2 separate regions of the Mus musculus genome follow, and region 2 is linked to region 1. The links are chromatin loops, found by intact Hi-C in ENCODE. Cell type or tissue: gastrocnemius. All regions are shown on one strand. Each heading gives the region's core, and the rest is flanking DNA. Links, peaks and the distances in the headings are about the cores only.

Region 1 (4,224 bases), core at 934-3,433:
TCACTTTGGAGCCCTCAATCCTCCCCCAACTCTTCCACGAGACTCTATCTAACATTTGCCTGTGGGTCTCTGCCTCTGCTGGGGGACCCGTAAACTAGATCCTATCTGCCATCCTGACAGTGTCATTAATAATGCCAGGGATTGGTTCTTGCCCATGGGATGGGTCTCCATTTGGGCCAGTCAGTAGTTGCAGCCTTTTAATTTCCTATTTCCAATCTACAGTTCTTGTGCCCACAGACCCAGAAGCCATAAATGCCGAGGGCCGGTGTTGCAGCCCCTAACGGCAGTGGTTAGTGGTCACCCCAGCTCTAGCCACAGAGTTAAAAGCAAGCAAATGGGCATTCATTCCCATGGAAGCTGGTGTGGGTCACAGCCAGGGCTGGGAGGTTAGTGGGCAGGTGATACAGGGTCAGCCACTCTCATGGGTGGTGGATACCACGTGACATGGCAATGGGCATCCAAAGATGTCAGGCTACCCCCTGAGAGATCTTTCAGGATCAGCTGTCCCCTGAGAGATCTCATGTGCCCCCACACCCATGCATGAGGGGTGCAACTGCCCAGCACTGAAGCCAGAGGAGCTTGCGGGAGGCGGCAAGCTTATGGCTTTCACTGTTCAGCTCAATGGGCCTTTGTTTCCCCATCTGTATAAGTGAAGCTAGGCCAAGTCTGATCCCTAAGTCGTTGGGTCGCAGGTGCCGTTTTCCTTCTGTAGAACGGGGGCTCCCTGGGGCAGCACCTTTCAGACACCAATGGCATCACAGGACCTCAGCCATCTTCTTTAGTAGGCTTCTGTAGTCGGTACCATCTGTAACTCCAGTTCCAGCAGATCTGATGCCCTTCTGTGATGTCCTAGGGCACCAGGCACACACATGACACCCAGAAATACTGTATGTAATACAGGGAGAGAACCTAGATGTGTAAAATAAGATAAATATGAATTTTGAATAAATAATAAAACACATTTGCATGAAGTCTGAATTAGAAGTGAATAACGGAGCCAATCTTGTCATTGTGCAAAGGTTACAGGCATGTCCAAATACTAGGAATGCAGTGTTGCAGGGCAGAGCAACAGTGCAGGATCCTGTCCCACATGAAGCCCACTGCTGACCCCATGTGTGTTCTTGAAGGCGAGTCCCATTTACACACACACACACACACACACACACACACACACACACACACACGGTACTGAAAAGAATCCAGGGCGTGTCCAGCATACATTAGTTGGTGAGTACCCAGAAGGTGGAAGACCACAGAACGTGAGCCCAAACAGAAGTCCGCTGGGTGCTCAGAGACACACAACATCTCCCTGTGCAAGCACAGCACACTGGGAGAAAGGATGGGAAAGACACAAGAGTCTGGACCTGGACAGAGGCGGTTTGCTGAGGGTGGGAGGGTCTGCCTTCCAGGAAACAAGACTAGTTACAGACCCTCCGCAGTCTCAGTTTACAAAGTCCTCAGAGGACAGTGACAGGCTGTCTGAGGCTGACAAAGCACTGGCCACAGGCAGCCTGGGTGCTGGTAAGGACACACCATCGGGGCTTGTGTCCTGCAAGCAGATACAGCTGTGGGCTGTCAATCAAAAATAGTCATACAATCAGAATGGTGTCATCCTAGTACTTGGGATAGAGGATCAACAGAGATTTCAGGGCAGCCTGAGCTACATGGTAAGTTCCAGGCTAGCCAGGTCTAAACAGTGAGACCCTGTCTCAAAAATAATTGAACAAACAGTAATACAAACCCAGACTGTGTTCGAGCCTTGGCTTGGCCACAAACAGACAGTGTGACCCTGGGTAAGTTGCACGTTCCCCTTCATGGCATCAGCTCACCCAGCCTGCCCCTTGCTTGCTGAGTGCTGTGTGGCCTCGAGCAAATAGCCTTGCCTCTCGGATCCTCTCAAGTCATTTCTGTAGTGGGTACTTGGGAACGTTATCTCGGGGTCCTTACGACCCCAGTAGAGCAAAAAGGGCCTTGCACACCACACTAGCACACTGTTAGCTCTGCAGGTCTCACCTGGGTTGCCTCAGTCTGCCCCCCTCATCACCATCCCAGGCTCCAGCTGCCCAGGTGACATGGCGCCAAAGCTCGGCTGCTGCCCGGTCTGTGGCGACACCTGCTGGCCACATGTGGAAGGACACGAGCTCCGCTCCGCTAGATGGATGGATGCACCTGATGCGGGTGCGGGACTCAAGGACTTGAGGTTGCATCGCTCCTAAGAACTCGGGGCTACCGTCCTGGAATGTAGAGCTAAGACCCTGGGGTCGGAAGGAAGCAGGATCTCCACAAGGAACTAGGCTAAGAAACTGGAGGACAGGAGACTGAGAAAGATGCCCTCCACAGCGGCTGCTACCACGGAAACCGACGAAGGGGGAGTGGGATCCGCACCCCTACCTCACCCCACAGTGAGGCATTGAAACATCTAGAAATTACAGAGTCTATTTAGTTCGTGGTGCCTGCCATTAGTGTCCACGGATCTATTATTCAGTAAGAGCCATGCTTTGACCCTGTAACCCTGTGACCCTGCGACAGCATTGGGGATGCTCTGCTCCTCTGATGTTACCCTACAGCCTAATTGGATCTGAGAAGGTCCTTCTCCCTGGAATTCTGACGCACAGCGCCCCTTCCAACTGCCCAAGACCTACACAGAGGGACGAGTCCCCTAATGGAGGAAATTTGGGACCAGCAGAGGAAATGACCAAACACTGAATAGCAGACCAATGGGTGTTTCAGCTCCGACTCAGGGAGGTCAGGTTAGGGAGGGAGGGACAGGTCACTGATAAGAGATGAGGATAGTGAAAGACACAGGAGAGGAGAGGGAAGGGGAAGTGGGGAGGAGAGGGAGAAGCAGGGGACAGTGAAGGGTATGGAAGGAGGAGAAGACAGTCTCTTGTAGCCCAGGCTAGCCCTGGACTCTGAACTTGCTTATATAGTAGAGAATGACCTTGAATGCCTGACCCCTCCTGAGTCACACAGGGCTTCACCAGTGAGTGTGTGACAGTGTCGCTAGGTTAGCTGAGTGTGTGGCCTTAATGGGAGCTTCTGGGTGGACTATGGCAGACCCACCTCGTGTGAGCCTGGGAAGAAGGACCCTATGAGAAAGGGCCAAATGCTGTGCCCATCACTAACATGAGAGTTAGAGGGAGGGGAAGAGGGGAGCAGAGATCTGAGCTGGCGGCAGGCAGCTTGATTTTCCTACAGCAGGCACAGCGGCACCATGACAGCGGCTATTTGGAAGATGCTTATGCGGCCACAAGCCTAAACTTAATGCCAGCGCCGAGGAGGCAGAGGCAGGCAGATCTCTGAGTTCAAGGCCAGCCCGGTACACAGGGTGAGTTCCAGGTCAGCCAGGGCTATAGAGAGAAACCCTGTCTCAGGCTGTGATCCAGAGGTGGAGGCAGGGAGTTCAATACCAGTCTCTGTGTTCTCTGACTTATTTATCATTCAGATAAAGATAAATGTGCCCTGCAGATCCTCATTGGCTGAAGTAGCTCATGAAGGACAGGCCTTGACGGTTCTATCCACCTCAGCTTCTGGTCGAAGCTCTTCACGCCTCAGGCACAGTCACGGGAGGAGCCACGTTTATCCTAAAGTCGCAAGCTCCCACCACCAAAGGTGAGCCAACTCTAACTACCTTCCCCACCATGAAACACTGAATCCTCAGAAACCAGGAACCAAAATACTTTCTGTGCTACCCCAGGCCAGTTAAGTCAATCGACAGCTTGGTTTTTTTTTTTTTTTTTTTTGTTTTTTTTTTTGTTTTTTAAAATGGGCCAAAGACATTAATAGAAACATCACCCATGAAAACATACAGACCAAAGAGGTTTATAAAGTTCAAGGTAACCCTTACACACGGGGAGCTGGAGATTAACCTGGAATACATTAGATCATCCAAGCAAATAAACTCCATATGTAAATTTATATTTAGGGTGGACATATGCTTTGGCACTCACGTGGGGGTCAGAGGGCAACTTTTGGAACTCAGTTCTTTCCTTCCTCCATGTGGGTTCCAGGGAATCAAACTCACGATCATCTGGCTTGGGTGCAATCGCCCTTTCCCTGAGCCGTTTTGCCAGCCCTTAAGTATAGAAAAACTCATACTCCTGTCCATTGTATAAAGCCTTCACGTGGATGCTTAGAATGGGTCTACTCATAACTGCCAAACACTTAAAACAGCCAAGGTGTTCTTTAGTAAGTAAAGCTACGAATAAACTGGAGAGATCTAGC
Region 2 (4,224 bases), core at 807-3,306, 320 kb before region 1:
ATCAGGAGTTCAAGGCTACACAAACTGTTTCAAAACAAACAAAGAAAAAAGAAAAAGAAGTTGAAAATACCACAAAAATGAGAGCAATGAACTTTGAATATCCTATGATATTCCATGTGCTACATAAATGAATGGATGTGAAGGGAGGGTGGATGCATGTGAGGGTGGCTGGAGGTATGGATGGGTGGGTGGGTGGGTGGGTGGGTGGATGGCTGGATGGATGGACAGATGTTTGGATAGGTGGATGGGTGGGTAGAAGGATGGATGGATGGGTGAATGGATGGATGGATGGGGTGGCCATAGATGAATGGATACATGGATGGGTGGGTAAGTGGATGGATGGATGGATGGATGGATGTGTAGTGGATGGATGGATGGATGTATAGTGGATGGGTGGATGTGAACCTTCCAACTCTCAGGGTGGCCAGGCCACACTCCCGTGATCCTACAACCCTCTAGAGCTAGCCCCTGCACCAGGTGATTTCACTCACTAAGTCTCTTGACACACCAACTCACCAGCCCTTTGAGGTCACATGGCTCCCACCAGGCTATCTCTCTGACAGCCCCCCCCCCAGTTCCTCTTGCTTTCATGCAACACACCACGCACCCCTGGTTAGCCATTTCAACACCTAATTACCTAGTAGAATCAAGACTCTTAATGCTTAATTCACCAATCAGATTTATGTATTAATAATAACACAATTTACAAGATGCCAGTACAGTAATTTCAGAGCCAAATAATTGGGATAAAGCTTTAACCCAATTATTCTAACCTTTTGATAACCCACATCAGCCTCCATTCTGGTGTTCTCTCTCCTCCTTAGACCTTTCTCTCTGTCTCCTCAACTCTTTGCTCTGCCACCCTTCTCCTGTCCAATCACAGGTCTCCCACTGCTCTAATGCGATTGAACAGGGAAAATCCTGCAACATGGATGAGTAGATGAATAGATGGGGTGATGTGGATGAACACATCAATGGATGTGTAGCTGGCTGGCTGGATGAGTGGTTGGGTGGGTAGATAAACAGATGTGGTGGGGTGGATGAATAGACTGATGAATGGATGGGTAGATGGATAGGTAGGTGATGAATGGATGGAAGGATGGATGCATGGATGGATGGATGGATGGTAGGCTGGAGATGGACAGGTAGGTATATGGACTATTTTACACTAGACAGTGACAGGCTATGCTCAACATTTTAAGAAAAGCATCATCCCTGCAAGGAAACTCTCTGACCCCAACTCTTCCAAAGCAAGCACTCCTTGAAGTGCTAGGGGTGTTGTCAGAGAACCCAGTAGGCAGGAGAAGCAGCTGTGTGCTACATTTCGGCACCTTCGGACATGAAGCACCTGTGCTTTTGAGGAAAGATGGGATTAGAGACTCATAATCAGAGTTCACAGGGGATCTACCAAGGCTTCCAGCTTCTCTTGACTTGTGGCCACTGAGTACCATGTTCCCGTGGCAATGGGAGAGATAGAGAAACCAAACCAAGCATATCCATCTAACACATTGTTAGAATTGATGGCATCACCACTGAGCTTGGCCACCTAAGTGCTGTATGTCTTTGAGGGAATCTCAGTGGAGACTCAATACAGAAAATGGAAGTGTTTACCTGGTCAGGCCATGAACAGGATCAAACCAGCTAATCTGTGGAAAGAAGCTGCTTTGGGGCAACTAGTACAAATTAGTAATAAGCATAGGAGGTCCCACATTGGGTGATTTTTCCCATGATTCAGTTAACCTACCTGCCCAATGGTACATCCATAACACAGCCATGAGGAGGCCAAGAACAGCACTCAGTATAAAGTGACAGCTGCTGCTCTAACAGTGCTGAGCCAGGTGAGGTGACCTGAGAAACGAGAGGGCTCCTCCTGCAGGGCACTCAATGACAAATGCATAGAGATCTAAACAGACCACAGGGTTAGCTTGCAAAGCTACTGCAACAGTGTTCCAGGGACCCAGAACCCTCTATAGCTCAGAATGGAAAGGGAGAGAGGATGGAGAGGGGGAGAAGGGGGGGGGGAAGGGGACAGCCACACAGGCAAGCAGGAAGGACCTGGGTGCCACTCAAAAAAAAATTACAGGAAGATGTTTAGGGCCCCAAGGCCCCATGCATGAACAAACACAATCTTTCTGACAACCTTTGTTGAGTAACCAGGGTGAGCTCTGTGCGTGTGTGTGTGTGTGTGTGTGTGTGTATCTCCCTCTCTTTTGTTCCACCCATGAAAGGGAATGAAGAGGAAGATTTGTCTCTATAGTCATGAGCTTCAGGGGGAAACCATGAAACTCTAGAGGGCATCTTGTGTATTTGTCTGTACCAGGCAAATTCCTCGGGTCCAAATCTTTCCAGCAGCTCAACATCCAGGTGCTGGCAGTGACCTGAACTGGAATGTCACCCTGGAGATGAGTAAGGTCAGGCTGGTTTGTGAGTCCTGGAGGAACCGAAGCTGAAGAGACACAAGGTGCGGTGAGAGTCATTTGAGAACAGGGAAAGCTGGGATCAGTGAGGACAGATTGTAGAAGCCCTGATCCAAGAGCCTGAGTTGTCAGTTCCCATTTGATAGCCACGGCACTCTGTGGACTTGGGTAAGTCTCTTCCTTCTCTGGGCTTTGGCATATGTGTTTGGAAACCACACAACACAACACAAAACATACAAACAAGAAAAAAAATATTAAAAGGGAAGTACCTGACTGTACTGAGGCCCTCTTGGTGCTGAGAAAGTTTGGGGTAATTTCCAAAACAGCCATGACAATGAGCTGGCATTTGGAGACTTCATGCGATCCTTTCTCAGAGACAGCCATCTGTATTCATTTACAACACCTCCATGTCTCAACAGACGCTGTCTCTCTCGGGACATAGAGTGGATTGTTTCATGCTACTCTTGCCTCATGCCTGGGTGTAAAGAGGAGACCAGAACCTCTGTGGTAATGATGGGGTCCAGTCATCCTTGAGGAAAAGGGGTGTGGCTGAGGAGGAGGGACTGTGAGGTGATATCTTCTGGGCAGGACACGTGGCACTGTGCTCAGGAACTCAAAGCAGCTGTGCTGACCTGTATAAGATCAAGTCAGTTAAAATTCCAGCAAGGATGATGGAGGAGCTCACAAGGCCCCACCCCTGGCTGAGGAGCAGTTGATGGATGCTGGAGGGAGGAGACGTGCTTTCTTCTGAGCGGAGTGGTCACTGCTAGATTACCTGTGCTCTAGTGGGTGATCCCACACCCCTATGCAGATGAGCAACATTGATTGGAATAAGTTGTGAGGAAGAGGAGGAGGAGGAGAGAAAGGAGGAGAAGGGAGGAGGGAAAGGAGGGAGGGGGAGGGGGAAGGAAGGAGGAAGAAGGGAGGATGGAGGATGGAGAGGGAGGGGAGGAGAGGGAGGGGAGGAGGAAGAAGTGGGTGTTGGAGGAGAGTTCAGGGGAAGCTGGAGGAAAGTAATAAGAGGTGGATATGACTAAATACATTGTATACATGCATGAAATTCTCAAAGTATAAATAAAATACTGTATTTTAAAACCTACAGACAGCCAGGCAGTGGTGGCACACGTCTTTAATCCCAGTACTTGGGAGGCAGAGACAGGTGGATCTCTGAGTTCGAGGCCAGCCTGGTCTACAGAGTGAGTTCCAGGACAGCCAAGGCTATACAGAGAAACCCTGTCTCGAAAAACAAACAAATAAACAAACCTACACACACCAGCCTGCTTCTCTGTTGCTATGATAAAACACTGGCCAAAGGCACCTTAAGGCAAAAAGGGTTAGTTTAGCTTACAGGCCTATATCATGATCCATCTTTAAGACAAGTAAAGGCAGGGACTCAAGCAGGAACCTAGAGGCAGGAACTGAAGTAGAGGCCATGGAGGAGGACTGCTCACTGGCTTGCTGCCCTTGGATTGGTCAGCCGGTTTTCATACACCATTCAGGACCACCAACCTCAGGGTGACACCACCCACAGTGGACTGGGTTCTCACACATTCACCATCAATTAAGAAAATGCCCTACAGATTTCCTGGTAAATCAATCTGTCAGAATCAACTTCTCAATCTGGGTGCCCTATTTCCAGGGGACTCTAGTTCATGTTGAGTTGATTAAACCCAGCCAGCACACCACAAGGAAATTCAATCAATTGATTTTTAAAACAGAGAAAATTAACAATGGAACGGAAGCACTGTGCTGAGCACCAGAATATAGCTGGTTAAGTGACTGCCCACCCATCCATTTGTCCCCAAAC

The links. Peaks named below come from ENCODE experiments on the same cell type or tissue, not always from the same donor. Only the 100,000 strongest peaks of a DNase experiment are listed, where the experiment ranks them.
Region 2: a loop joins it to region 1, with 2.1 times the contacts of the local background. A loop is called at or near these places in 1 of 42 quality-filtered maps.

Annotation. Positions count from the first base shown.
Region 1 is chr5:118,779,649-118,783,872 of GRCm38, reverse strand. No RefSeq gene overlaps it. Among named protein-coding and RNA genes, the nearest start is that of Gm42015, 62 kb to the left of the region's middle. In gastrocnemius, for the core only: no CTCF peak of the experiment used is centred there; a DNase peak (open chromatin) is centred at 2,110; H3K27ac peaks cover 1,144 bases.
Region 2 is chr5:119,101,343-119,105,566 of GRCm38, reverse strand. No RefSeq gene overlaps it. Among named protein-coding and RNA genes, the nearest start is that of 1700081H04Rik, 4.8 kb to the left of the region's middle. In gastrocnemius, for the core only: a CTCF peak has its summit at 1,871; no DNase peak of the experiment used is centred there.